2 separate regions of the Homo sapiens genome follow, and region 1 is linked to region 2. A link is a loop called in an ENCODE intact Hi-C map of the cell type or tissue named here. Cell type or tissue: dorsolateral prefrontal cortex. All regions are shown on one strand. Each heading gives the region's core, and the rest is flanking DNA. Links, peaks and the distances in the headings are about the cores only. Region 1 overlaps SYNDIG1 (synapse differentiation inducing 1). Region 2 has its middle 220 kb from the start of LINC02967.

Region 1 (15,335 bases), core at 3,932-11,931, 220 kb after region 2:
GGTCAAAAGGGAAGTGTAAACGCAGGGAAAGAGACCAAACAGAAGGAGGAACCTTGCTTTATAACAACCTGCTCTGGCTGGAGCGCTAATCCAGTCTCAAGGAAGAAAGAACTCACTACTTCAAGAATAGCACCAAGCCATTCATGGGGATCTGCCCCCATCACCCAAACCCCTCCCACTAGGCCCCACCTCCAAACACTGCCACATTGGGGATCAAATTTCAACATGAGTTTTGGTGGGAACAAATAATTCATACTCAAGCCATAGCACTCTAGAAAATCCATATGTTAAACAAATAGATCTAGATAAATTTCTGGTAAGAAAAGGCTCTACTTTTCATTATTTTGTGACCTAAAGACCTATTGTGTGTAGGGCAAGTAATTGGAGTATTTTGTTTTTTAGTATCTGTGTCAGATCATCGTTTCTAAAGGTGGACACAACACTACTTCCCATCCCACATCTATTCCTGGATATGGCCCTGATACTCCTCTCAGTGAAACGTGGGGTCTCTGCTCCCTCCCCTTGAACCCAGGTGGGCTTGAGACTCACCCTGAACAGAAGGAGTGTGGCGACAGTGACGTGACCTGACCTCTGAGGCTAGGTCAGAAAAGTTCACGCAACCTGTCTTTTACTAGAAAACTCAAACCGGAGCCTTGACCTTCCTTTTACGAAGTTTAATACCTCAAGGCTGCCATGCTGTGAGAAAGGCCAATATCGTTCATGTGGGGAGACCACGTGCAGCACCCCTGAGGTTACAGTTACCTGGCTGACCCCCAGTAGCCCCAGGCCCCCCACTCTTCTGGCTCCAGATACACTCTGACAGCACCTGCCTGAGAGAATGGGGCTGAACACGCCCAGCCGACCCCTCCAAAATTCCCAACCCTCAGCAGCTTTCATGCTATACATTTTGGGGCAATCTGGGCAGCAGTAGGTAGCCAGGACTGCACTTGAATTCGTCTGACCCCATCTGTTGTTTCTCGTGTGGGCACCTGGATCTCAGTAAACACCACTGATGCAGACGGAATTCTGAAGTCACATCCAACTTCCACCTCCTAGGTGCGCGGAGGCCTCTGTGACCTCTGCCCTATCCTGCACCCTCTGCCGAGAAGACCCCTTATTTCTACTCCTCCAGGCTAGTCACTCTTTCGCATTCCGAGTCTTGGCTGCATCTGGACGCAGCATCCCCGCTGGCCTGCCTGTATCGCCACTTGCACTTGCACCGTGTCAAGCAAAGTGAGGCCCTGCACACTAGGCAGGGCCTCTGAATGCCCTTCTTCCATGAGGGACCAAAGCCTTTCATCTCTGTCTCTGGGGTCTGCCACAAGGTCAAGCAAATGGCAAGTACTCAATATGTGGTGAACGAACTACTCTTGAAAACATATCCACTGCTGTGGGGCTTAGAGCCAAGACGGTCAGCCGCAGGCAGGTGCGTGCACACGCGTGCTCAGAGGAGAGGGGCTTCCTCAGGCTGGGACTCCTGGGTGGGAATGCAGAGCACGCTCTTTCAAGGGGCAGGGAGGTGCCCAGGGGAAGTACAGGAAGAGCAAACACTGGCTGAGCACATAATGTGTGCTAGCTCTGGGCATAGGACGTGGGAACATAAAATATGATTAAGAAACAGATTTTCAGTCAAATGAGAGAGAGAGCAAAACAATTTCTAAACTTTTGGGTTTTTTTTCCTAATCAAAACAGTAATCAAGGATCAAGTTGAAAATCAGAAAAGTACATAACATAGGAAATGAAATCCACATGTAACCCCATGCCTGGAGCTACTCGTGGCAGTACTGGCATCTCCTGCAGTCCCTTCCACACATGCACACCTTTCTCTGCATGCGTGTGAGTGCCCACGGCTTGGACTCCTGCTGCGTCACACTGCAACCACAACGTGCACTGCATGCTTGACAAAGACACCCTTCACTCAACTTCTAGGAGGCTCCAGGCTTTCCACTTCCCCCAAATCAGGTATGAATGTGAACGTGTAGCCGAAACATTACATCCAGACCTCTGATTACTTCCAAAGGATAGATATGTGTTTAAATAGGTTTTTTAAATTGCAAAAACAACACATATTTATGAATTCAAATCATACCAATGCATAGAAAATTAAAACCATGGAAGTTCCTATTTCCATTCTACTCTTCATGGCTACATACCATTAACAATGTGGAGAACAGCTTTCAAGAATTATCTGAATAAATATTTAAACTCTCAGAGAATAACATATTCACACAAATGTTCAACATATTTTCCTTTAGCTTTCCATCCTTAGTAGTTTACCATGGACATTGATCCATGTAAATACATACCCAGCACAGCCCTGGCCAATGGACAAGGGATTTAGAATAATTTAATCATTATTTTAAGAACATCATAATAGTTGCATCATATTTAACCATCCCCTTTTGACAGGCATTTAGTTTTTTTCTGACAGTTCATTACTGGAAGCAAGATACACATACTCTGCGTGTATCTTAGAAATGTTTTAGTGGTTCTGTTGTGTGGCCACAGATATAGGGGAAGGACCTCAGTGAACATTTCAGTGAAACTTTCAAGACAAGAGATTCAACCTCCCCAGTGATCCCAAAGGCTGCCTCAGGTGCCTTTACTGAGCAACTGGAATCTCTGAAGCTGGGCAATCATTTTGGAAAGATGTGTCTTCCCTAACTTTCATGTGCATTTTCATCATTACAAGTAAAGATGCACGGCCGGGCGTGGTGACTCACGCCTGTAATCCCAGCACTTTGGGAGGCTGAGGCAGGTGCATCACAAGGTCAGGGGAGACAGAGGTTGCAGTGAGCAGAGATCACACCACTGCACTCCAGCCTGGGTGACAGAGTGAGACTCCATCTCAGAAAAAACAACAACAACAACAAAAACCAAAAAACAAGTAAAAATGCACATATGTTTTTCCATGTATTTCTTTCTTAGTCATTTCCACTTCTTCTCACCTTTTTCTCCATGGCATGAGCTCAGTTTTTAATTAGGTTGTTTGTGTTTTCTTATTTGCTCTGTGAGGATTATTAAGCATTTGTTAATTTGTTGCAAATGTTTGTTTCCAGATTATTATATGCGTTCCAATTTTGTTTACAGTGCCTGTTGTATAGAATGTGTACATATATATATATTTAATCTTTATCAATTTTTTTTCACTTGGGATTACGGTAAGATGTTCAGGCTGAATTTATTCATGCTTCTAGAATATTTATTTATCAATGCTTTTTATATACATTCAGAACTTTTTATGAAATAGGGAGATATAAATTGACTTTACAGTCCAACTACCTACTTCCAAAGTGCTCCATGTTGACTAATTCAGCTCTCCCCGCCAGCTCCCACACATTCATTAGGCTCTTGGGGCTGGCATCTGTTTCAGAGCTCTCTGTCTGACCTACCTGTCTGCATGGCAGATTGAATACATGGTTCATAAATTCTTTCACACACCTCCCTTCAAAAGTGGGGTCTAATTTGCCTCCTTGATTCTGGGCTGGCTTAGAAACTTGCCTATAATCAGCAGAATCTTGTGGCGCTGACCCAGAGTGGCTGTGGAGACGGTTCAGGAGATCGTGCAGTCTTGACCATGTTCACACTCACTTTTGGAGCAGAAGCCTCGGCATATGAAGTCTGGCCCCCTTGACACCATGCTGGGAGGAAACCCAGGGAGAGGTCACGTGTAGGTGCTCCTGGTCCAGGCTTCGAGTGAGCCCAACCTGGGCAAGGACTCCAGCCCCAGCCATGTGAGTCTTCCCAGCTGAGGCCCCAGGAGCCATGGTGCAAAGATAAGCCGTCCCCACTGTGCCCTTTCAAATTCCTGACCCACAGATCCATGAACACTGAGTTTTGGGGGCAGTCTGTTATGCAACAGTAGATCAGAATAGCCTGTTAACTACATACCAGTAACTAGAATCTTACATTTCCAATTAATGTAGTTTTTTTTTATTGTGGCAAAAAACACACACACACACAACATAAAATTTACATAATCGTAACCATTTCTTAGTGTGCTAAGTATATTGACATTGCTGCACAAGGGTTCTCCAGAACTTTTTCATCTCGCACGTATGCAACTCTATACCCTTTAAACAATAACTCCCATCTCCTCTTCCCCAAACCCTCACAACCACCATTGTACTTTGTGCCTCTGAGTTTGAGAACTCTCAGTATGTCAGATAAGTGAAACCATATCGTATGTGCCTTTTTGTCTCTGGCTTATTTCACTAAGCATAGTGTCCTCAGGGTTCATCATGTTGTAGCCTATGACAGAATTTCTTTTCTTTTCAAGGCTGAACTATATTTCACTGTATGTGTTTAGCACATTTTGCTTATCCGCTCATCTGCTGATAGACTCTTGGCTTGCTTCCACGTTTTAGCTATTGTGAATAATGTTACTATCAAAATGGGCATGTGCATATCTCTTCAAGACTCTGCTTTCCATTATTTTGGATATATACCCAGAAGTGGGACTGCTGGATCATATGGCAAATCTATGTTTAGTGTTTCTGAGGAACCTCCACACTATTTTCCATAGCAACTACGTCCTCTCACAGTTCCCCAAGTAGTGCACATGGGTTCCAATTTCCAAACGTCCTTACCAACACTTGTTATTTTCTGTGATTTTTTTGACAGTAGCCATCCTAATGGATTTGAGGTCAATTAACGTAATTTGAACACTTCGTTTTATTATCTGGTAGGACATTTCTTCACTGAAAAAAATTTAGTACTGTAGCCTAAATTTCATGAACTTCTGAATAATTCTGTCAAGCTCAAAAGGCAATATAATATTGGCATTCTGATTGAAATAGCATTATATAGGTCTTACACATTTCTTGACAGTTACTTGTAGATATTTCATCTTCGGTTGTTCTGCTAATGCCACACCAGTGCTGGGATGGGCCCAGGTGCCAAGGACACCTAGAAGCGGGGATGCCAAACTTGGAGGAAGGATGCTGGGAAGAGGTGATGATCAAGCTAAGCCTCTGAACCTCAAAGGAGATTAGCAAGAGGCAAGAGGTAGCCAACTGCAGGTGGGGGAGGTGTGGGACTATGTAATGTGTGTGCGTGCGCGCGTGCACGTGTGGGACCATGGAGTGTGTGTGTGTGCAGGCATTTGTGTGTGCACATGTACCTGTGCATGGCAGGGCAGGAGTAACTCAGTGTTCTGGGCACCTAGAGAAATGGTGATGAGGCTGGAGGGTGAACAGGGACTGACAGGACAGCCTTGCCTTGTATCTTTCCCAAGCAGCCTGTCCAGTGCCAGTAGGGGGCTTCGAGAGGAGCGCCCCAGAGGCGGATCTGCACTTGAGACAGCTCACTCTCCTGGCAGTCCTGGAGGCAAGAGGCACAATGCAGCAGGCAGGGAGAGCTTGCAGGACGGTACTGAGATGATCTGGCAAGAGATGAGTGTGCATATGGGGCCAAGGGTGGAAAAGATGCAAGAGAGAGGCAGGAAATACTTAGATCTAGTGATGAGGAAGAGGAAGAAGCACAGGGGCTAGGGAGTTTCTGGTGTGGATTCCTGGGTTACTGAGTATCATTATCAGAGGAAGGGGCATGGGAAGGGAAGCCTGAGGGGCTGGAGGGAGCAGATAGAGAATGGGTTCACTGAGGCTGCTGCCCCAGAGAACATCCCAGAGATGGCCTTGGGTAAGGGGTAGGGACAGGAAAATATCTAGGGCAGCCAGTTGTGCACATAGGAAAGCTCAGTTGGTAGAGGTGAGTCCTGCCCCTGGGGCCACTCCATTCTGACAAAGAAGGCCTGGCAGGCGGAATCCAAGGAGGGTGAGGGCTCGGGGAGAAGGTCTCAGAGGAGCGGGAAGAACCCATCAGGACGGGGCTCCCAAGTCACTCTCCAGGGCTGGGCCAGGCTCTGGTGGAGACAGAGACCCTCTGATTTGGGTCCCCAAGAAGCAATTTGCATCCTTGTTTTTACTCTAATTAGGCACCAACTTAGTCTTATGGAGAGACTGAAACAGTTGGCAGAGCCCAACTCACCAAATATATATTTCTGTAATATTTAAAGCTCTGAATAGAAATTCGAGGAAGATCAGCATTTCTGGGCAGTGTCTAAGGAGAAAGAACATTTCCATCTTCCGGGAAAAGCCTTATGCTGAGAGCGAGACAAGAACACAGTGCCCACGAGGTCTGACAGTCGACCTGCTGTCCTGCGGAGTTCAATCCGATATTCTCTCTAAATGTCTTGGCCTCTGGCATTACAGGAATGCAGCTTCCCCTCTGCCTGCCTGTGAGTTCTGTGGGAGGCTTCTGTTCTCCCTGACTTTTCTAAGTGCATGACTCCTGGCCTGGCCTAGGAACTGGGCCTCCCCTTGCCCATGGTGCCCCTGACTGGCTGTGGCGCTCTCCTCCCAGGAAACCACTGAAAAGCACAGATGGAGAAATGTCCTCATCACATTGTGTTCTACCTGGGGCTTGCTGGAAGCTGGAGCTGTCTGCATCTGTTTGTCTACGGTGCATGGGGTCTGTCATTGTCCCAAACAGTATTCTAGGTTCCAGCAATGCCAAGAAAACTAAGTACAGTGGGTGAGAAAAAATGCACTTTAGAGACAAATACAAAAGCAAGCAAGCCCTGAAAATTTGGGTCCCTGTGCCCTGGCTCTGCCTCTGGCAGACAGTGAGGCTGGACGGCACGTTGGGGAAGCCCTCTGGGTCTCTTCATTCCACCAAGTGTCAAACAGGCATCTGGGGAGCTCGCCGAGGGAGTCACACAGAATAACAGCCAAAGCTCAGTCTCCACCCCTCCCTCCTAGGGCTCCTCCCTTGCCCTGCCTGGCGCTGCCACTCTGGTCCCTGAGACAGACACCGAAGCAATAAGGCACCAATGGTTGAAGCTGGTGGTCTTCCTGAATCTCCTTCATGACAACATCCAAACAGGCCCTGCCAGCTTTAATCTGACCCTTCGGGTTTGAGCTCCCTTTATTTCCTCACAATTGTTTAGCTCACCTCTATTTCATCCAGACCTGAAGAGCAGAGCCACCCTTTTAGGGCAGCCAGGCGGCCCTGTGGTGAGGCACCAGGCTTACCTGGTTCTACCAAGAGAGGATGCTCAGCCACTGGCAGGGTGGAGTTCTTGTCCAGCCCAGAGCCAAATCCTGAGGTCGGTAATGCTGGAAGCCCACGTCTGTGTCTTAGGTCCAGACAGCACAGAAACACCTGGAGTTTGGAGTATCTATAACCGTGTAGAAGTGCTAGTGACTGAGGTCTATTCTTTGGCCAATGCTGGGCTTTCCATCAGCCCCTCCATCGCACCCCAGCCTCAGTCTCCCCTGAAGGGCAAATATCTCCCAGAGCCATGGCTCTCCCTACTCCACTTCCATGCACTGGCCTGGCCTTCTGCATAATGTACAGGACACACTGGAGCCAGGGGCAGTGGGGTGCTGTATACCCCATCCCCTCAGTAACCTCTGCAGGTATCCAGGGCATTGCAATCACTGGAGGACAAGATGATGGAGAGGCAGGGCAATCACAGATGGGTTACAGCTTGGCTCTCTGATCCAGAGACCATCAGGAAGCCCTTTGTTCCCACTGTCTATGAGTCTGGGTGCTACAGTCCCAGGTGCACCGGGGGCAAGGCTGAAGTAGCAGAACAGACTAGCTGGTAACTGCAGTGCCAGACTCTGGGTGGGACAGATAGGTGACTGAAGACAATCAATGGGATGCAGGAAAGCTTAGGGAGGAGGGAGGTGTCCATGTGGCCCTGCTCTGGTAAAAAAAGAAAAAAAAAACAAAACAGTGTGTTTGAGGACGGGCTATGGCCCAACATCAATGGTGAGACGGTAGGGCCACCTGGTCACCCCAGCACTCACTAAGCAGCCCTGTGCCACTTTGCCCTGTAGGCATGTGAAGAGCAACAGAGAGAACCGTTGCTGAGATTAGGGATGCAAACTCATTTTTGTGTCCCAAGAGTGTGACGCATGTTTTTCCTGGAAAGGTATGTGGCAAATCAGAAACTCGAGGTCTAGCAATAGGCAAGGAAGGAAGCTACAGAATTCTGCACATATTGAGTCAACAGATACATTTCATGTCTATGGTTCTAAAATAGACTGTGATGTCCTCAAATATATCTAGGGCTCCGATTTACAGCTAATACACCTACACCCAGAACATTCAGATTAGCAAGTGTACCAATGAATGTTACACAAGAGGACCCACAGGAGCAGGGCCATGGCAGATGGCAGAAGGACAGAGATGCAGCTGGACAAATGACTCTCCTTGCTCCAGGCTACTTTAGTGGGACAGCTGTGCTGCAGGCTGCAGGGTCCTTACCAAGTCCAGAGCAGTTAGGAGAGGCTTCCAGCAGAGCCTTGATGATCCCATTGTGAACAAAGTGTGTGATACTTAATATCCACAGTTTTTTTTTGTTTTTTTTGTTTGTTTGTTTGTTTTTTTTTTAGTTGGAGTCTTGCTCTGTCACCCAGGCTGGAGTGTAGTGGCGGGATCTCGGCTCACTGCAAGCTCCACTTCCCAGGTTCACGCCATTCTCCTGCCTCAGCCTCCTGAGTAGGTGGGACTACAGGTGCCCGCCACCACGTCCGGCTAATTTTTTGTTATTTTTGGTAGAGATGGGGTTTCACCGTGTTAACCAGGATGGTCCTGAACTCCTGACCTCAAGGGATCTGCCCGCCTTAGCCTCCCAAAGTGCTGGGATTACAGGCGTAAGCCACCGCGCCCGGCCAATATCCACAGCTTTTAAAGATCAGGATAATAATGAAGGGCAGAGAATAAACTTAGAAATAACAAAACAGATTATTCCCCTTGACTCAAAGTTAGCTTTCAACAAAAACCTGTCTTTGTGAGGAAATTTAGTGTATTAAACTATTATTAGAGTACTGAAATGAATGAGCTGTATCTCTGGGTTTAGTATATAAGAAAAAAAACTGTTAAGATACTATGCACATTAGGCTGGGCACAGTGGCTCATGCATGTAATTCCAGCTCTTTGGGAGGCTAAGACGGGCAGATCACTTAAGGTCAGGAGTTCAAGACCAGCCTGGCCAACAGGGTGAAACCACGACTCTACTAAAAATAGAAAAATTAGCCGGGCATGGTGGAGTGCGCCTGTAGTCCCAGCTACTTGGGAGGTTGAGGTGGAAGAATCGCTTGAACCCGGGAGGCGGAGGTTGCAGTAAGCTGAGATTGTGCCACTGCACTCCAGCCTGGGTGATAGAGTGAGACGTCATTTCAAAAAAAAAAAAAAAGATACTATGCACATTAATTAGCTCACAGTTCTCTGTTGTGGAGCCACTTGTCACAAAGGCACTATGGAAACGGTGAGGAATTGGGAGAGAAAAGTAAAGCCAGAATCGTACACAGGCAAGAGATGTCTGAAAGCATTCCAAGACTAGGTTAGGATTGGTGGGACTGCCCTGTGCAGGGTCCTCTCCAAGGTCCTCACAAATACAGGGTTTCCATGGGAGATCTGAGGCAAACGAGTGCCTCTTACAGTCAATCCATGACAGTCAATCATCTATGACTACAAGCCCAGGCCAGCCCCTGTGCTTAGACAGCATGTCAGAAACCACGCACACTACCTATCACATTTCAACTCTTTCAACTGCCCTACTGGTCCTGTGCCATTATCCCATGGGGCACTCGACCCATAAGGACAAGGTTTCTTATAAGGGAGACACATGGGTGATGGGCTGAGGCTGAGATGTCAGACATGAAGGTTGGCTACAGAAACACATAGGCTTTCTTAAATGCACTTTTAGAAACTGCAAATAATTAACAATGGAATTGGTACCAATCTTTTGTAGGATGAGTTGGGCTTCCCTGGGGGCTACCCTAAAGCTAATGCCTCAGGCCACTCCCCAGCATGGCTACTGGGTTTCCACTGGGAAACTGTCCCAGGACTTAATCCCATTAGCATCTTCAGGAATAAACTCCTGCATCTCAGACCCATGCTAGCTGAGGGTCTGTACCACCAACATGTGAGGACCAAGATCATAGGAGGAAGTTAAAAACTGCCTATTGTACTCATGACAGAAGAGTGAGTTTCTGTAACATTTCATTTATTTGCTTTTCTAAGTGGGGGCATGGGGGGTGGTTCCAAGTGTATTTGAGGTAAGATTACTGTATCTCCCTTTCAGAAAGATCTGTAGTTTAAAGTTGAGGCAATGGAATAAAACTTTTGTGGTTCTAATTATCTGAAATGTGTTTGCTTTCTGGTTTTGTTTTGGGCACTGAAGTTTTCTGAAATAGAGGAAAGGTAAGGAAGAAACAGATGGAGGTAACGTGTGAAAGCGGGCGCCTGCCCAGTGAGGCCAAGTGATAGATTACAACTGAACTTGTTGGAGACCTAAGAATTGTTCAAAATAGAAATTTAACCTAAGTGAGCCGTTCTTGAAAGACGCAGTTTGAAATCCACGCAAGTACTCTCTCCTTCAGACTCATTCTCTAAATGCCACCCCAGTATTTAAAAATGAATGTTATTGACAAAAATTCAGTTAACAACTAAAAACCAAGCAAAAAGTTTTTCACACTGAACACGGATTGCAAGGCCCATCTCTCTGAAATAATGCTAACTGAACTCCTAAATTCTTTTTATGCGACTAAACAGGCAAGGTTATCCCCTGGGTTGTGCCTTTGGAAACAGCTTTTATTTTTATTATTTTCTACCTGTGTTTAATGTTTCCTGGTTCTGTTATTTTTGGTTCTAGCAGTTATTTTTGATCCTGAAGCTTATCTGTTGTTGTTCTTTAGAGTTTCTATTTTCCTTTGTTTTTGGTAGTTTAACAGGTCATTTATCAAACAATAGTTTAAGATGATTTACAGTTTGTCATCCAACCATGCTTGCATCTTGAATCATCACATATTATAAATGGAGGGTGGTGGTCTGTTGGTAATCTGTTTTAAAAATGTTTCCATCTTAGAGAATGCATCATGTAAGTTTTATAACATAATATGAATCTAATTTAGTTATGCTAAGGATAAATTTCATAAGCTATTGCTCACATGCCTTTCCTATCCATTCCTGTAAATCTTTAGCCCACATGGCTATGTACACACCCTGGGTACATTCCTGTGCATGTATCCATCCACCCCAAGTGAGTGCAAACACACTGTCCCAGTCCTCACTCTTGCTGATGGCAGGTTGTAGGCTCCAGACTCTGGGTTCTGCTGCTTGCTAGTTGAATGATCTTAGACAAACCACGTCACTTTTCTGAGACCATTTCTTTTCAACCATATTCTTTCCAGGATTTTGAAAACCAAGCGTTAATGTTGTCACAGCTTGTTAAATGAAAAAGACACTGGATTGAGGACACTTCATTGTCTCAATGTTTCTCTGGGTAAATTTGTATTCACATGGCATTCTGAGAAAACAAATGGGACCTTCCAGATTCTGGAGCCTATGTCTGCTCATGGCACTCGGGAAAGGCCCAGGGGGAAAGAGGGAGTAGCCTGGAGACAGGAGACACTCTGCACGCCTGTCTCCCCAGTGCGTCCCTCCCCCACTCCCCGTGCAATCCAATATGCTGCCTGGACATAAGCAAAGCAACCATGAGGGCACTGAATCATAGCTGGTGCCCGGGTTACTTCATCTGCTCTTTGAACACAAGTTTAGGATCTCTCAGGAATCATTCAAAATGGGCATCTTGCACAGAGAATGCTGAGAAACCACATTTGTTCAAACCTCCTGCCGACAACTTCATTATTCTAATTCTGGTGACGTGGTTAGAGACCTGGTCAGCCTATCTCTAATGTTTTGAATACTGCTTTGTAGAGATTTTGACACCATGCCCCTAGTGTAGTGATGCCGGGTCAAGAGCTAAGGCTCCAAAAACTTCTATCAGTGCACTGCCCCAAAATGACCTTATGCAACTTTCCACTGATACAAGAGGCTGTTTTGCTAGTCATTTACCCCTAGTGTTCTGCTGGTGTTGTCAAATTAACACCCCACATACTTCAGTCCTTGTCACCTTTACCCACTCATTCAAAGAATTTTGCTGATAATGTGACATCTGTTCAAACTATGGGCCACAGCGGTACATTTACTCTGAGATGGAGCCTGCATTTTCCAATGTGCATGAGGGTCTGAAAGGCCAATGTGAGGGGCACAGGGTCAAGCTGGAGTCATGAAAAGACAAGGTTTTATTTGGGGATGGGTGACAGGACATAAAACTGCTCACCTACAAGATGGTTATTCATCTTACAAAAGGTTAACTAAGGACACCTTTAAATAGTGCACTTTATAAAGGTATTCAAAAGTCTGACTGACTCCTCTAAGAACATCACTGACAATTTTTAGGAACTGCTTTTATATACAGGAAAGCACAGAGGTGTGCAGAATGGGAGGGGGCTGGTGGAGGGAGGGCCTCCCCTCCCACTGCCTCCAGTGCCTCCCTGCGTGCCATGCCTCTCCAGACAGTAGAAGTCACAGTGAATATCACATCTCAGCAAGCACAGAGCCTTTTCAGAGGGCAGAGCAGGTGTGACCTGGAGGATGACCAAACATTTTCTAATTAGACAATGAAATGTTCAGTACTCTCCATGAACCTCAGAATAGCACCGACTAGTGCCTCAGATAGAAATCTTACATAAGAAAACAACTTTCTATTCTCTGATAATAGTAATAACTCCCTAGAAAATACGATTTAAAATTAATGAGAAAAATAACTCAAGTCTGGTAGAGCACTTTTAATTTATCTCAATGCTAAATGTGGAAGAAATTAATTGCTTATAATTTTTGAACTGAGTTTTAAAGTTTTTATCAAAAAAAATTCTCTTGCCTATCATGGCTCAACCAGAATCGTGTTCACGCCCTTCATGAATTAGAATGAGTCTGTTCCTATTGCTAACATATCTGTCTTCCCAGGATCCGGACTTGTCTTTCCTTCTTCAATATCTCACCCCTGTACGCCTCAAGTAAAGTTGGCAGGTTTTCCTTTTCTACCCTAAAATGGGAATGGAGGGGGCCTTCATTTTTATTTTAATATCACCTATACTCTAATGGGGTTATTAAAAACTGACATTTCTGATAGGTGAACATAAAATGAAATGTCATCAGCTGGAGATACAGAGGGATGTGTTTAGAGGTGAAGTGAGTTTGGAATGGTTTTTTTATTTTTTTGAAGTTTACATCAAAGTGATTTTGTATTTTTACTGAATTGGTTTATTTTATCAGATATTAACAAATTATAATTGTGTATGTTTATGGGGTACAAAATGATGCTGTGATATGCGTATACAATGTGTCATGACTGAATGGAGCTAATTAACCTACTATCCAATACTTAGCATTTTGGAATGAGTTTTGAAATACTTCATCAAACAAGGCTTCCAAAACTCTGTGGCCTCCAAAACTCTACCAAAGGTAACTGCAGGTGGTGACTGGGTGGGGGGTACACAAAGCTTCAGTGCTATTCTCTGTCTGTCACTGTGTACAACTGAAATTTTCCATAATAAAAAAGTTTAAAAATAGGTTTCTCCATCTTTTCTTTCCTTTTTTTTTTTTTTTTTAACAAGGCCCTCTTGATTATGAGGATTCCGTTTTCAGGCAGGAAATGGGGACAGGGTGAGAGAGGGCGCCGATCAGCTACTGTCAGGCTTGCTCCTTGCAAAGGGGCGGGCGGTGGAGAGAGAGGGGAGGGAGGAATTAAGGGGATCGCGCTTCCTCAGGGCCCACAGGCCTCATACCTGTGGTGTGGACCTCCAAAAGAACGGGCCACACCACCGCCAAACACAGAGCACGCAATTCAACTAAAAATTCGACTTCAGTTTCTTCCTGTCCGCGCCAGAACGGACATCAGACTGCCCCCCGCCCGCCTCCTAGCAGCTCCTTTTCACTTCGGCTGCTGCCAGGATTTCGCGACCTAGACCCCTCTTTGAAGACCACTTCCGATCCCCGACGCGGCAGCCCTTGAGGTCGCAGCCTAGCACGGAGAAGTTGGCCGGCTCTGGGGGCTATGAGGCTGCTCACCCCACAGGCGCAGGTCTACGCAGCACACACACCACCTCCTTCTTTGGACTCAGACCAAACACGCTGGGCTGTAGGAGGGAGACGGACAGATACACGGACTCGCGCGCGCACGCCTCACCAACTGATTCCAACCAGAAAACGGAGCCACTGTGTAACGCCCAGCCCCCCTCCCCTCGACACCCCCAATCAGCCAAGCCTTCGGCCGGTGTCTGCTGCACTAAACACCAGGACGTGGCCAGGGAAGGCGCAGGCATCGGTCCGAGCCAGGAGCGCCGCGGCGCCAGCGCATCTGACGTCGCAGGAGGACTGTGCGCACCTGAAGTCTGGGTGCCAAGCGCCCAAGCCTCTGCGTGCAACGAAACCCCCAAAGGAAAACAGGACTACCAGAAGACCCCTTCCTCTCGTCTTTCAGAAACGCCAAGCGGCCCCTCTGGCCGCCTCCTCAAAGCTCGGCTGCCAGAGCCACTCTAGTAGGGTCTTGCAAAAAGCGCATAGGGACAAAGCCCCTTCCCTAAGAAAAGTGCCCAACTCATCCAGTGAGCCATTCCTTCCTCCTCACTGCCCAGAGAGTGCACATGAAGAGGCAGAAATCACGACTAGGAAAAAGCGAGATTCAAATTGGAACCAAAAAAGCGTATGTGCTCGCTCCCATCTCGGCGCCAGGGCTGTGGCTCCCAGGGCTGCAGGCTGTCGCGGCTGCCAGGGGCCAGACAGCTTTTGAAGGCAGGTCTTGTCCTGGCTAGAGGAAAGAGGCTCCAGGAGTCTCTGCTTCCGCCACGGTCGCCCGTCGGGATTCCCCATCCCAAGCGCGCTTGCACCTTGCCTGCCGCTCCGCTCGGAGAATTAGTCTGTTTCCCTTCCTACTCCCAAACAGACCTAGGTCCCCAGCTCCGTGGCCGCCCGGCTCACCAGCCCTGGCTGGTCTCCTTCGGGTCACTCCGAGGGGCAGCCCGAACCCGCAGAGCCTTGGCCCGCCGCGCGCCCTCATGGCCCTGCTGGGCAGCCTGGCTCCGCTACGCTCTCAGTTCTCGGTCTCACCAGCTCCCATCGAATTCGCACAGCAGCCCCTTCGCGTCTCCCGGGGTGGCAAGGCACCAAGGTGCAGCCCAGGCCAGCATCGACCCCTTCCTGGGCATTTTCTCTGCCGGCTCAGCTCCCCCTCCCGCCCTGCGACCCCGTGTCTCCCAAGTCTCGTCGCGGCGACCACCCGGACTTACCGCGGGCGCCACGCCGCCGCCGGGTCTGCGCGCTCCGAGGCGGAGCCAGGACTAGGACACCCGCCAGCGCAGGGCAGCCTCCAGCTCCCGCCGCCAGCTCGCGGCCCCTGCCGCGACCCCGCCCACTGCGGGCCCCTCCGCCCGCCCCCGCGGCCGGGAGGTCTGGACTTACCTCCGGGACAAGGTGAC
Region 2 (15,335 bases), core at 2,465-10,464:
AGGTTCTGAAATGAGAACAGTGATTAATACCCACAGCTGTCAGTCTTCAGCAGAAATGTGTCATATTATTCAAAGAATTAAATTCCTCCTCCATTAAAAATATGACTAAAAGAATTAATTAATTTTCAATGTAATAACCTAAGCAAGCAAGTCTTGCATGAAAATGAGTATTTCTGAAATTCTAATGAACTGTTTCCTTTTAAATGTTCTAATGAAGCTGAATTCAGAAAGCAGTTTTCTGATAATTGCTACAGATCCAAGACTCCCTCAAATGAGCTATTAGGTGAGATAATTTCTATGGGAATTGAACTTCAGATAAGGACAGATGAATAAACACCAGTGTGGGAATCAGAAGTTAGAGGCTATGGTAGGCTTTTGTATCTGCAGCCCCAGTGAACCACACCATCCGGCGTTCTCACCCTTGTGTAGGCCCTTTCCCCATTGACTCTGGGCTTGGCCATGTAACTTGTTGAGAACAGGATGTTAGCAAGTGCGATACAGGCAGAGACCTGATCAATGTTTCTTCATGGGGGTTTGTCTTCTTGGAATGCTTTCTTGTGTAAGGCAGCTGTCACATAAGAGCTCCAAGTGATCTGAGACCACCAAGCTATAAGGAAGCCCAAACTACCCTGGTGGTCAGATCACAGGGAGAGAGAGCTCACATGTCTGATCAACTCCCAGCCACACTAGCTCTCTAGAGAAGCCCCAGGTATGTGAACATGGGGTGCACCAGCTCTCGCACATGCTACCTGGAGCTGAAGAACTGCCCAGCTGAGCTCCAGCTCAAATTAATTTTTGTTGTTTAAGCTTCTAAGTTTTGAAGCATTCTGTGGCAATCAATAAGTGAAACTAAAGTCTAGGGGTCCTAGCTGAGACACACCTAGAAGAGAAGGTAGCAGGCAGCAGAAACAAATATAAAAAATGTAGTGAATCCTTTCATCTGTAATGGTGTCAGAGCTCTTACTCTCTCTTCCACAAGGTTCCATGGGTAACGGTGAATCAGAGACCCTTGAGACTGAGTGTGTGGTCCCTGGACCAGCAGCATCAGCATCCCCTGAGAGCTTGATAATTTCTAAAATCTCAGGCCCTGCCCCAGACCTGTGAACCTAATCTGCCTTTTAACATGATTTCCAGGTGTTTCGTGGGCAGGTTAAGGTTTGAGATGTGCTGGTCTGGAGGAAAGAGATCTGGGTCAGGAGATTTGGCATTTGTTAGCTTCCGGGGATGCCAAGATGTGGGTCCAAGGCCTGTGCTCTGGGATGGCTGTGACCTCTGTTCTCTGAGATGTCTGTGAGTACCTTTGAAAGGGGGTGACTCATGCGTTGAAGGTCTCACTGCCACTTACATGCCATAAGTGTGTGGGCCTTTTAAGTTTCAGGCTTAAAGCCATGAGTTACTCGGCCAACGTGGACATCCTTAGGAAAAGCCGGTAAATTAGGACGCTTTGTAACTGTCAAAGCAGTGAGGCTTTGTTGATGAGAAAGGGAGGTGAAAAGAAAAATGCTCCACCTGAGAGGTGACTGAGAGTGATGGGGCAGAAGCACATGGCTGAGGGCTCCTGGAGTCTCAGACCTTGGACTCTGGGCACCTGAATGCCTGGACAAGTGGGTCCCTCAAGTAACCGTGCATAAAGCAAATCACCTTTTCCAGTCCAACACAGGGGCTAGGTTTACCCTTGGAGATTTAGCTCTGAGAGGTCTGGGGTGGGATCCCAAAATCTGCATGTAAACGAGACACCAGAGGGGAGACAATGCAGGTAATTCTAGGACCACCCTCTCCCATTTAATTTGATAAATAAAAAAAAAATGATGGCGCTGAGCAGTGGTGACCTAGTAAGCCAGCAGTCCGGAAGGAAAATTTTAAAAAGACACCAACAAACCCCAATTTGTAGCATCTTCTGACTTCTGTGGTGCAAACCCTCCCACTATTGCAGAATTCAAGCTACCAATAGTTTGACAACCGGCTCCTCGAATTGCTAGACATTTAACAGTGGGCTCTCTGCAGACTGCATGAGCCACCGCCACTGCCCATGTGGAGCAGTCTTCCTGTTGCGATGTAAATGCTGATGGCAACACAAATGCTTCCAGCCAGGAGCATGTAGAGGGCTTCCTGCGTGCGGGCAGCTTGCCTGCTGCCTCGCCTCACCCTGGAGGCAGCCACCAGGCAGGTAGGCTGAAGGAAGTCGAGGCTCAGTTCCTGCTCCCAGAGTTGGCCATGTGGTCAGGACGGACCCTGGCATCTTGGTTTTCTGCCCTGTGGTACTGATGACCCTCCAGGAAGATAAGGTGGCTCCTCCTCACTTCGGTAGAACTGAGTGGGGGTCTCTCTTGGGGCTCCATCCCCCAGTGATGGGACCTGCTGTCTTGGTGCTCCCCTGCCCGCCCGGTGGCTTATGTCTTGGAGGACACAGACCCTTCCTGGATCTAGTCTCCCCGTAGCTGCCCAGGACGGCCAGATGCTGCACCCTGGAAGGGTGAGAGAGCTGCTAGGTGACGGGGTAGATGTTGGTCAGTAGGAGATGGAAGCCAGTGGATGACTGCTTCTTGTTCTATGTAGGCTGACATCATATTCATATTGCAAGCCACGGCGACCCTCAGGCTCCCTGAAGAAGTCCCACAGGACCCGGCCCGGCAGCAGGTCCAGCTATGCATCCCTTGGTTTTGGGTTTTGGCCCCTCTCCTTCCCTGCCTCGCTTTCCTTCCCTGGCAGCTCTGCTTCCTTGAGGTCTTATTTCCCAGGACAGTGCAGGCACAAATGCTTTCATCTCAGGCTCTGCTTTGTAGGGAATCGAAATTAATACCAATCCCAGTTCAAACTCAGGACTGCTTGATGGAGAGCATGAACTGAGGCCAATATGCCATCCCCACCCCGCCCCACTCCCTGGCAACGATGCATCCGCTTCAGAAGCATTGGTCCCAGTGGCCCTGGTCAGGGGATCCCAGGACTGAAAGCCCTGGGCACCTCATTCACGAGCCTGCCCCTTGTCTCCTGTCCCCTGCCCCTGTCTCCTCTCCCCTGTCCCCTGCTCCCTGCCCCCTGTCTCCTGACTCTGCCCCCTATGTCCCACTCCCTGTCTTCTGTCCCCTCCCCATCCCCTGCTCCTGCCCCTGTTCCCTGTCCTTTGTCCCTTGCCCCGCCCTCCACCTCTGGGCAGCACTGCACTTCAAGACTCGGGAGGAGAGCAGCCCCTCACCTCCTGAGAGCCCCAGTGCTGCTGCAAAATTACCTGCGCAGCAGATTTTCTTTCTAAAAGTCTTTTAATATCTTTTTTTAAATCTCAGCTTTATATACAGTATATCAAAAGAAGAATTTCTGTATAATTTTTTGCTGGAGAGAATGAATCACCACTAATCATTTAGCACATATTTCTTTACAACCATTCTCTTCTTAATAGCATATGTGTGTGTGAGTGTGTGTGCATACATGAAATATAAGGTGACATGATGTTTTGCAGCCTCAGTGTTCCTTCACTGCTAGTGTCAGACAGCTTTCTAGAGGCACACATGCACATATAGCTCTGCGGGACGGTCTGCCAGTGGATGGATGCACCGTGATTCATTTATAACTTGTTTAAAATCATGACTAGACCTTGGCCATGTCGTTCTTCACTCTCAGGTACTACTATGCTGCTTCCTGGAAACATGGCCCAAATCCAGAAGTCCTTATGGAGTGTGCAGTAGGAGATCCAGGGGCCTGGGCACATGCTGGCTCCTTGGTGTCTCCTGTGCTTGGCTGCTGTGGCAGGCTGGCATCTGTCACCCCTCCTTGAGGCGATTCTGTGGGGAGAGCACGTTTGTGTAGGTCTACTCCCACTATCTGCACAGGCCAGGGATGTAATACCAGGCATTTCTAGTTCAGCTCTTGCACACTTGCCTTTTTACTGTTACTGACAATGGAGGACTCTAAGGTGACCCAGAGAAAAAGCCTCAGCTGCCTTTGGATTAAGAGATATGAAAGAACAAGGACGAACAGAGCCACTGAAGAGCAGTGAGCTGCCACCTCCTCTCATGTTATAATTGAGCATAATCACATCCCAGCTTACACCCAGGGCTTCCCACAGGCTACAAGCCCAAGCAACACAGATTATTGGCTAATATAGCCTTCTGTATTGGAGAAACACAGATTATTTTAGTCACTATGGCTGCATAACAAACTACCCCAAACTTCAATGCTTTGCAAAACCGTATGTACTGCTCTCTTGGTGTGTGGGTTGGGGACATGGGCCGAGCACCGTGTGAGGGCTTGTCTTAGCTCCAGGACACCCGGGGCTGCAGCAGGAAGGCTTGACCAGCTGGGCACTGTGGGCATCCAAGGCTCCCTGTGCTCTCTCCATATGGCCTCCTGCATGGCAATGTCCCTCGTGGTAGCCCTGGGCTCCAGGAGGCACGGGACCCAGGAGAGAAGCAACTTGGTTCCAGAAGCCACATAGTGTGACTTCCCTTGATCTATTGGTTGGAGTGGTTTCCAAGGTCCACTTAGATTCAGAGGACATAGACACCCCTCAAATAGAGGCAGGTCAACCTCATATCATGAGAGAAACACAGGGGATGGATGACATATTTTGGTGTCACTGTCTTTAGAAATTCATTGTCCAGGCCACCACTTTAGGAAGTTGATATCGAGGGTGATGCAAGCTACATGCACAGGGACAAGTTACTGTCCTAGGAGAGCCAGTGGGAACTGAACATGCTGAGACTGGGGAGGGTCCCAGGGAGGACGGTTCCCCAGGAAGCTGGCCAGCCCACAAATGCAGGGTGTTGTGGAAGGTCCTTGGCTCACCCAGGCCTTGTCAATATCCAGGGGTGGACTGGGACAGCAGGAGGTTCTGGGCATTGGATGAAATGGATTTTGGCAACAGATAGCGGCCATGCTGCTGTGGGTTACTCAGATCATTCAGACCAGGAACCCAGCCAACAGCAGGGGACAAAGACATCAGGGAGGTGGGCAGCGCTGCCAGTGTCCAAGCTAAGGGCCTGGATACCAGCCTTGGTCATACAGCTGGGCCCAGACAAGGGCTAAGGTTTCCCTTAACCAGGGGAACTCCCCTGTACCAAGGACCCCAGGCCTCCAGCAGTGAGTATGCTTCCAGGTCTGACTTGCTGGGGTCTGTGTGCCTTCTTAGCCGTTCTGTCTGGGAGGTGTGGACTCTGATAAGGGCTGGGCTCTGAAGGGGGTTGTTCCTCATCCCCAGCCTGCAAGGAAGGTGAAAATCAGGAATTTGGGGGAACAAACAGGAAGGAGGGGCATGTGTGGACCCCATCTGAGCAGCAGGCACTCACACCCACTTGACTCTGGGCTGCTCTCCCCAGTCCTCTGTGCTCATGAAATGGGGATGGGAGGTCCCGCAACGTCTTCAGGAAATGGAAGAGAAGGTGGCTAGAGCAGGCCCAACAGCAGAGCTGGGGCTCCTGGTGGGTGTGGAGGGAGGTTTTATGTGGCTGAGGCTCAGAGCAGGATGGACCTCTACGGAGAGAAGCCACAGGTGGGGCCTAGAGGAAGGAAGGGCTATACCATGCCTGTTATGGGGAGTGAGTTCCCCCACCCCCCAGCAAGGGGCTCCTCTCCATGGGGTCTGCTGCTCGCCCTGGGGCTGACCTGCTGGTCTCTGCACCCACTGTCTCCACAAAGAACTGCCCTGCTGAAACTATGGGGGTAGTTCTCAGGTGAGACCCCACTGCAGAGTCAGGGGTGTTTGCAGGAGGGCTCCTATCCTCTTCCTCCAAGCCACCTTCTTGTCCCCAGTCTCTGGGCTCCACCTGGGTCCCCGCACATCCAGGTTCACTGTGGTCATCTGTGGGATGCCTCTGGGGCTTGGGTTTTGTTCCAGCTTCCAGGATGTCACATGTCCTTTGGAAGACTCAAAGTGACTCTATTTTTGTACAACATTAGACAATTTTGGTTCAAACAAAACAATGACTATTGTTCATGATGATGTCAAAGAGGGAGGGCGGAGTCCGGACCAGCCCAGCAACGATGGTTTGTTTTGTGAATAAAGCAGATGGATGATGCACTTGAGGCTGCTGATGGCTCACTTAGAAGGCTGGGGACAGCAGTAGAGGGAAATGCGTCAATGCAAGTGAGGTTCTGAGAGGTTGGAGAGCAGAGCCAGAATCCTTATGCTGCAGGACCCGCTCCAGCACCCAGCAGGCTGCCCAAGGCATAGCCAAGGGTACTTAGAGGCTGGAGAGAGGCATGTGTGTGTCAGGTCCCTGCCTGGAAAAGGAAGATGTTTGGACTCTTAATTAATGCAAATATTCCTTAATAATCCCCACATGGAGCTCCTGATGAGGTTGCCATGGCCACAGGCTCCGATGAGCCCAGGGCCCTCATCCCTGCACGTCCATCCTCCGCACCCACATCTGATTCAGGCAGTGAGTGCTGGGAGCACTGGGCTCCTGTAGCTGCCACTGAGAGTCACCTAGGCCCCTCTGCCTCCTGCAACATCCCAAAAGTCACCTGGGGTTTCCTTGGTTAGGGATGGGTGATGGCAGGCTGTCATGGCAGTAAATGGTCTGCTGGGTTTTACAGCTGCTCCTGCAGCAACACCAACAGGGATAGGCAGGGCCGAGCCTATTCCATCACCAGGTAGGGGAAAAAACTGAGGTTCACAGAGGAACAATGACTCACACAGCTCATTTACGACTTGTCAGTCCTCATACCTGGCAAGGGTGCAAACGATACTGGGCAGCACTGGGCTAGGACTCAGGATCCCAGCAACCTGGGAAGGAGGTGCAGGCATCATCTCCACTTTTTGGAGGAGAGAAACTCAGAGATGGTGAGTATCTTGCCTCAGGTCACAGGGCAATTGAGTGGCTGAACTGGGATTTCAGGGCTGTCACAGCCCATGCTTGGGAGTAGAGGCAGGAGCAGGGCTGGCTTACATTTCCTGCCTGTGCCCCAGGATTAAGAAGTTGATGATCCCCACCCCTCTGCCCTGTGTTGTTGCCGAAGGCCATGGCACTGGGCTAGGAAGGGAGAAAACAGTTGAGAGGCGGCTTGTGGGAATCACACTGTGCTGCATGCACTGGTGCAGTTGCATTGCACCCGCAGTTAGCAAGTTCAAAACCACAGGCGACAGGTGCCCTGCTGCAGGTGGCAGATCCACACAGAAGTGAATCTTTCTGGCTTGCGTCACTACAGAGGGACTGCAGCAGAGCCAGCCCAGATGTGTGGTGTCTGCAGCAGCAGCTGTGGATGTGGCCAGGGCATGTGGGGGTGTGGTGAGTGCCTGATGCTCCCAGGAGGAGCACAACAGCCGGGCCTGGGTCTTGTAGTTAACGTCAATTGCCCTGCTGTTCTGGTTCTCCTAGTTAAAGCAAGGCAAGATCATCTGGGTTTTCCTGAATCTTTTTCAGAGTTTTTCACCACTAGGCTAAGTCACGCTGTTGACCCTAATCACATTAGATGATTAAGGCTTACACATGGTCAGACACTTATTCTGGGGAGTTAGATCTCCCAAGCATGGGCCTGTTGCTTTGCTTCAATGCTGAAAGGTTCTGGGCAGAAGGAAGGTTCTGTCTTAAGGGAGAGCCGTGATCTCGGGGCTTCCTTCCTTTCCCAAGTGTGTGCTTTTAGTTGAACTTGACTAGGTCAAGATTCTTCTGTCCCGAATCCCCTTGCTTTGTTCAGACACATCTCCCTGATGCTGCTTGCCTTGGAAGAGGTTCTGCAGATGACATGATCTGTCTCCTTTGGGTTAATGCTGGCTCCTATAGCAAAAGGACCCCATAATGTCCAAAGTCCCAAGTATGAAGTTTATTGCTTATTCCCTGAAGAGTTGAAAATGCGAGGTCCTGGCTGGCAGGTAGCTGTCCTCCCTCTTCCGATCCCTTCCAGGAATTCTCCCACCTTGTGGCTCCTCTGTTCTCTAGGGCCTCAGTGTCTACATCTGGATCCAGCCTACAGAAGGGGGAAGAGTGCTCCCTGGCTTACATCCTATTGGCTAGAACTCACCTGGCTGCAGGGGAGGCTGCTGTCCGATCTGCTGGGTGTTCAGGAAGAAGAGAAGAAAATGCTGACGGGTGTGCCCGATGGTGACAAGCTTATTCTCAGCTCCTCTTTTCCTCTTAGACCATTATGGCCCTCACAATGCCACTTTTTTGTTGGGAAACCGTGAATCTCAGAGAGCTTCCCAAGCAGCAGAGTGGGATTCGAATACAGACCTGGATATAAATTGTCCTTTTTCCAGAACACAGCAGCTTGCAGTGGCTGGGCCACTTGTCCACACGGGGACAGGACAGTCCACTTACTCAGCCTCCAATCTTTCATAGGACTGAAAGTCTGAATCATCCAAAGTAAAAAAAAAAAAAAAAAAAGGCCGGGCGTGGTGGCTCACACCTGTAATCCCAGCACTTTGGGAGGCCGAGGCGGGTGGATCACGAGGTTAGGAGATTGAGACCATCCTGGCTAACACGGTGAAACCCTGTCTCTACTAAAAAAAATACAAAAAATTAGCCGGGCGTGATGGCGGGTGCCTGTGGTCCCAGCTACTCGGGAGGCTGAGGCAGGAGAATGGCATGAACCCAGTAGGCAGAGCTTGCAGTGAGCGGAGATCACACCACTGCACTCCAGCCTGGGCGACAGAGCGAAACTCCATCTCAAAAAATAAAACAAAATAATAAAATAAAATAAAAAATCCAGTTTATTTTTTAGTAGCTAGGGAACTCAAATTAAACAAACCAAGATGGCCCTAGGTGGCCCATCAGGAATTGGTAGGAAGGACCTGAGAGTAGGTTGTCATATGTGCCTGAAGAGTTGATCCTTCTGGTGCTGGAAGCCCATGGACATGGCTTCTTCCCTGAATCTTCGGTTGCCTCTGAGGAATGTTTCAGTGAAGCCACAAGGCTGTGTTCAGCCACGGCAAGGCACACCAGCACCTCGTCCTCTCCGTTCACATTCCCAGCCTGTCTCAGCTCATGCCCCCAAGGGACATCCCTCTGCCTCTTAGTGCACCCTCCCCCTCCAGCCCATGCCCAGTCCACTGGGCCACAAGACTCCGACCCCTGAACGTGGTGTTGATCACGCCATCCCCAGCCATTAAAGCCACTTCCCAAGACCGCTTCACCTTCTTGGGGTCAAACTCAAAGTCCTTAATTTGCCACTTAAGGCCCTGAAAGTCCAGCTCCAATGCCCCCTTCTTGCCACTGCTATGTCTGCCACTTCTCTGCTGGGTCCATTCCATTGTTCCCTGTTCCTGGCAAGTGACCCACCTAACTCACCCGCCTCCTGCTAACTAGCTGGTTCCACATCCTCCTCTGCTTTTCCATGAAGCCTGCCCCATCCATCCCTCCTGGAAGCATTTCCTGGTTCCTTCTCAGGGCCTAGCACATCATCTGCCCTCTCAGGGCCCTTGTCACTTTTTTCAGCTGACAGTGACTTTGAACAATCTCTTTCCCATGCAGTTCTTGGTTTTATGAACATCTGGGTCCCACCACACGGCTACCTACCTGCTCAGCAAATGCCAGAAGCACCAGCCTCCAAGGAGGAGCATCAAATTAATAAGGTTTTCATCAACCCACATGCCAGGGCCCTGGTTCCAGCCTGGGGATATTCAGGAGAGGATGTGGGGTTAAGGTTATGGCTGAGCATGGAGGGCTGGTGGTGCTTAGGGATGGGATGGACATGTCCCCAGCCTCCAGTCTCTGACCACCTCCTCTTCCCATCCTGCTCTGGGCACACATACAGACTGCCTGTGGTTGGTGGACCTGCCCTTGCTTCAGGGGTTGCTCAGAGCTCATCTGAAATGCTTTCCCATGAAACATTCCACTGTGCAGCTCTTAGGGCAACTACCTCTTTATGCCTAGATAGCCACTCATGTTTGCTTCATCATATATATTACACAATCCATATTTAATCATGCCACACAAGTGCACACACGCATCCCTTTCCATTGCTCCTCTCTTCCTCTCTGGTGGAATCTACCTAACACAGCACCTGGGACAGGGCAGCCACCAGTCAAATTTGTTCAATGAATCACTGTAAGAGTGAATGAGTGAAGGAATGAATGAAGGTACTTGCCAAGCATCCATGTGTTGTATTATCCAACCAAGACTCAGCAATCCCTGATGTATTCGACCTGTCATTAGCTTTACATGCAGTAGATTTTCCTCTGCGTGGCTCCAGTAGAATCTGGGGGAAAATACGACATTGGCCACAGAGTGTCATCTGAACTAAATTATGCCCCAGCCAGCAGGACACTGTTTCTGATTGTGTCAACTCTCAGCCCTGCAGCAGGCAGTGGCCCAGATGCTGATTGCAGAACTGGACCAAACCAGTTGTGCAAGCAATTTTTATGGAAACCAAAAAAAGTAGAAACAGAAGGTAAGAAAAGTAAACAAGACAGTGAAGGGAGAGACAGAAAATCCTTGAGCAAGTGCTGGAACTAATGAAGTTTGCCCGGCCGTGGAGCTGCCAGGGAGGGAAACTGAGTGGCTCAGATGAAGCCTCCAGGGACTCGGGAAGCAGCAGCCTGTCCGGAGCCGGCGCCGGCGAGGTCACAGCAGGGGTGGCACAGGAAGGAAAGGGAGACACAGCTCAGGGACAGCATGGACTTCCAGCCATCTCTCCAAAGGAAGCCTGGCTGGGAATCAAAAAGAAATTTATCTTCCGAAATGCTTCATTTCTTTGAATTTATGGCAGCAATAACTCCTTGGGCTATAACCACTCCGGCCCACGGACTCAGCTGGGAGAGGCTGAGCACTAAAACTTGGGAGGTATGCTGGGGTGAGGGCAGAACAGTCACTTCCCTGGGGACAACCAGAGCCTGCACATCTAGCTTGTGTCCCTGGGGCCAGGATCCCATAGCTAGGGACTTGGAAGTCCTTTCTTCTGGCAGTTACCAAACCTATTAGCTCGTTAGAATCACCTCGCGATGTAAAAAAATAGATTCCTGGACCCCAACCCTGGAGATGCAGATTCCTAAGTTCTGCATTTTCTAATGGGTTCTGCAGACCTAGCAGTCCCAGTGTGCATGCTCGGGGCCATGGACTATACTGCAGGTGATGGAGAAGCTCAGGCCATCACCAGGTGCCGCAAAGTCACCCCAGAAAGGGCAGGAATCATCTGACTGTGTCCTGCCGACCCGTCTTCCAGTCAGTGTCTTGGCAACACCCCCTCTGCCTGGATTTCAGCCCAGGCCTTCCCTGCCTCTCCCTAGCAAAAGTCTGCCGAACTGGGGCCTCCTCCCAGGTTCTCTGGGCCCACCCACCCTAGAGGCTGCAACCACCGCTGCCCTCTTGGCTGCCCTCCTGGAGCCCCACTCTCCTTGTTCTACTTCCTATGTCCCTCCAGATCCCAGGGAATGGCCGAGTTCTGGCCGTGCTCCCACCAAGGGCCCAGGCCACTTCGTCCAGCCCCTCCTGGCCATGGTGTGTCCTGATCACACCTGCCCTCACAGGGCAGTGTAAGCCACTTGTGGTCTGTGCTGGAATGTCCCTATCCAACCCCCTGGGTACAAATCCATGGGTCTTTTCTGTGCCACGAGGTTTGGGGTACTCCCAAGAGGCCTCTCTCCCGCCACACTGGCCAACTACCTTATTCAGCCATGGCCTTTCCCAACCCAGGGAGGGTCTGGAGGCAGCAGGCTGGGGTCTCCGCACTTAGATTCCTGATATTTTTGTCGTTTTCATCCAAGGATTTGACCTTCCATCCACTCTTGAGCTCTGACTTCAGGCCCAGAGCCTCCGCCACCAGCTCCTTATGTGTTTTCCCAGGAGTGGAACCTGTGGAACTCGGGGGTGGGTGCTCAGGGTGCCCCCCACACCACACAGGTATGCACTGCAGGCACTCATGGCAGGTGCATGGGGCAGTGAGGGAGGCGAGTCCCCAGCTCTGTCCCCTCACGTCCCTCTTTGCTGACATCTGGACTTCTCATCTCCTGTGTCCTCAGCTCTCTCTGGCCCTTCCAGACTCCAGGCCTGGTTCTGACTCTCTGGCATCTGTGGCCTGCTTTCTGGCTGTGCCCCTGTTGCTTGGGTGGAAAGCCACCTCAGAGAATCTGGACCCAGGAGTGGTTCCAGCTAGCACCATGGGAACAAAGTTCAGTGTTTTCCAACCCGGTCTGCTGATCACTCCCATCACAGCCCGTGGGGACCCACCCCCAAACCTACTGAATTCAGAATGGCTGTGGTCGGGGTAAGGAACAAGCTTTTTAAAAAATACACATTTTATTCTGCAATAGTTTTAGAGTCACAAAAAATATGCAAAGATAATGTGAATGTTCCCATATGCCCCTCACCCAATTTGCTTCCTCTAATAGTATCTTACAGTATCAAGGTTCATTAGTAAAAAATAAGAAAGCAACATTGGCTCATTACAATTAATTAACTCTAGATTTCATCAGATTTCACTTGTTTTTCCATTAGCATTCTTTTTCTGTTCCAGAATCCAGTCCAGAGACCCAAGAATTATATTTTAAACAAGCACCCTGGGTTGTTCTCAGGCTCACTAGAGTTTGAGAAGCTTGATCCATTTACAAGTCACAATTTAAAGATGAAGTTAAAGCTCAGAGAGGCCCAGGGACATGCCAAGTTCCCTTAATTAGAGGAAGTGCTGGGGACTTGGGGCCTGCCAGTCACGGCACTGTCACCAGTCCCACATGAAGCTCTGACCCTGGCTCCGCTTTGCACCCTCCAGCCATGAGGTGAGGGACGGGGACCACAGCAGTAGCTCAGTCTTCGAGAGTAAGCGGTCAGTGGTGTTGCAGTCTCAGGCCAACGCACCTGCAACGCTGGACCTGGTGGGCTCTGTGCTGTCTCCACAGTGAACTACACAGCATGGAGTTACTGCCATCGAGGAACACCATCCTTCCCTGCTTCTCTGAGCCTGCACTTGTGATCTGAACCTGTACCCAGGCCCCAGCAGGCTGCCAGAGCAAGTCGATGGGGCCCTGCCGACATGGAGCTCTGCATCACTGGCCGCTTCCTCAGCCCTGGCTGGCCCCGCACCATGCCCTCTTTTCACCCTGCAGTCCTGCATTCCCCATGCCAAGGGCCCACCTCGCTGCAGTTTTAAGACCACCCAGGCTGGTGTGCAAAGGGAAAGAGGAGGCCCTCCTCCCGACCCTGGGCTCATCCAAGCTGCAGTCTCCTTGCCTCATATAAACTATTCTCTCTTCTTGGGATGCGTTTTTCCACCTTCCTGCCTACACCTGCGCTGTCCCATACTTTGCCCACTGGCAGGATGTGGCTGTTTAAATAAAACATTCTGCTTCACAGGTGCACCAGCCACATTTCAAGTGCTCAATAGCAAGGTGTGGCTGGTGGCTGCTGTGGTGCATGGGCAGGAGCAGAATATCCCATGGTGGCAGAAGCCTCTGATGGAGCAGATACTCTAGTCTGAAGACATCCATCTGCACATGATGAACAAGGCTACAGGGAGGAGAGGGGAACCAGGTTCAGGGGCACATTGCGGGTGGGTCTGCTGGATTCACACCAGCTAGACTCTGAGCTCCACGGTGGCAGCCAGCTCAACTCCTGCAGAACCAGCTCAGAGAGCTCCATCCCACCTGAGCGTCTCCTCTCAGCACAAGCTGGTGGCTGTGGAGCAAGGCTGTGCTCTCTACACCCAGGAGACCTGGGCACCTGTCGAAGTTTCCTAGAGGGCTAGTGGCAGGAAGAGAATGGGCCAGTTCCTAGCCAAGGCATAAGGTGGGGCTTGGTTACTTGGAAACCTCAGGGAGGTAGAAGACAGAGATGGCCTGGAGCAAGCAGCAGCCCACACCTGCTGGAAAAGTTTAGCTTGTGAAAATGGATTTTCCACAAACACGGAAATTGGCAATTTCCCCTTAGGATTATATATGAGGGAAGTAATCTATTTGAATAATGCTGTGAAATAAAAGACATTCCCGTTTCTCGTTGTACCCCTTTCCTCCTTTCTAATGGAACAAGGCAATCTTGGAAAGTGCAGAGGGATGAGACGCAGGCAACAAAAATGCCTTCATCCATTTGCCTTGATAGGGAAGGGCTCTATGTATGTATAAGGAGAAAATTTCTGTGATTTATTTACTATTTTAAAGTGCAAAGGCTGGGCGCGGTGGCTCACGCCTGTAATCCCAGAACTTTGGGAGGCCGAGGTGGGTGGATCACGAGGTCAGGAGATCGAGACCATCCTGGCGAACACTGTGAAACCCCGTCTCTACTAAAAATACAAAAAAATTAGCCAGGCGTAGTGGCGGGCGTCTGTAGTCCCAGCTACTCCAGAGGCTGAGGCAGGAGAATGGCATGAACCCAGGGGACGGAGCTTGCAGTGAGCGGAGATCACCCCACTACACTCCAGCCTGGGCAACAGAGCGAGACTCCGTCTCAAAATAAATAAATAAATAAATAAATAAATAAATAAATAAATAAATAAAGTGCAAAATCGGTAGGTATGCATAGGAAACATCGGAGCTTGCCTGTGCACAGCCGTTCATGGATGTTGTCTTTGAGAGTGAGGTTGTGAGGAATTTTCACATTCTCTAAATTATAGAATGTTAAAAATAGCAAGCATGCATTGTCCAAATACATAAAATGAAAAAAAAAAAAAAGGAATTGCAGCATACGAGGGATGGAGCCACTCAGTCTTCATTAGATAGTCAGGGTTTGGACTCAGCGATTTTTTGGTTTCCCCAGGTGCCTTAAGAACCTACATCTAAACAGCTTATTAGTCTCAATTCTATTTGTAGATTTAAAGATTTTTTTTGGAGATGAGAAAAAAATGGCAGATAGGAGGCATGAAGAACTTGTACTTCCCGCTCAGACAGAGAGAGCAGCCTGTGGAGAATCACATCATGAACTTTTGCTCCAAGAACTGCTGCAGGAACATACCAGGAAAGACAAGAGAATCCACAGACCCTTTGAAGGAGGTGAATTGCTACTGCAGGCTCCATGGAACAGCTTGCTTTCTCAGTGGGGAGGCAGCTAGCTTGGGGCAAGTTTTCAGCCCTGCTCACCAGCCACCTGGGACAACTTGGTGCTGTTGTTGGGGGCATGGTGGGAGTGAGACCAGCCTTTTGAGCTGTGGGCTGTGTGGAAGCTGGTTGAGGACAGCAACACAATAATAGTGGGGGACTTCGATACTCCACTGACAGCACTAGACAGGTCATCAAGACAGAAAGTCAACAAAGAATGGACTTAAACCATACCCTAGAACAAATGGATTTAACAGATATTTACAGATCATTCTACCCAACAATAGCAGAATATCCATTCTATTCAAAAGCAGATGGAACATTCTCCAAGATAGACCATATGATAGGCCATAAAACAAGTCTCAACAAATTCAAGAAAACTGAAATTATATCAAGTACTCTCTCAGATCACAGTGGAATAAAATTGGAAATCAACTCCAAAAGGAAC

The links. Peaks named below come from ENCODE experiments on the same cell type or tissue, not always from the same donor. Only the 100,000 strongest peaks of a DNase experiment are listed, where the experiment ranks them.
Region 1: a loop joins it to region 2, with 3 times the contacts of the local background. A loop is called at or near these places in 1 of 110 quality-filtered maps.

The regions. Positions count from the first base shown.
Region 1 is chr20:24,469,737-24,485,071 of GRCh38, reverse strand. SYNDIG1 (synapse differentiation inducing 1) reads right to left here. Exons shown (of 4, transcript NM_024893.3): 1 at 15,319-15,335. Among named protein-coding and RNA genes, the nearest start is that of SYNDIG1, 7.8 kb to the right of the region's middle. RefSeq lists an enhancer at 5,112-5,613. In dorsolateral prefrontal cortex, for the core only: no CTCF peak of the experiment used is centred there; no DNase peak of the experiment used is centred there; H3K4me3 peaks cover 1,231 bases; H3K27ac peaks cover 3,562 bases.
Region 2 is chr20:24,690,207-24,705,541 of GRCh38, reverse strand. No RefSeq gene overlaps it. Among named protein-coding and RNA genes, the nearest start is that of LINC02967, 220 kb to the left of the region's middle. In dorsolateral prefrontal cortex, for the core only: no CTCF peak of the experiment used is centred there; a DNase peak (open chromatin) is centred at 5,951; H3K4me3 peaks cover 587 bases; H3K27ac peaks cover 1,648 bases.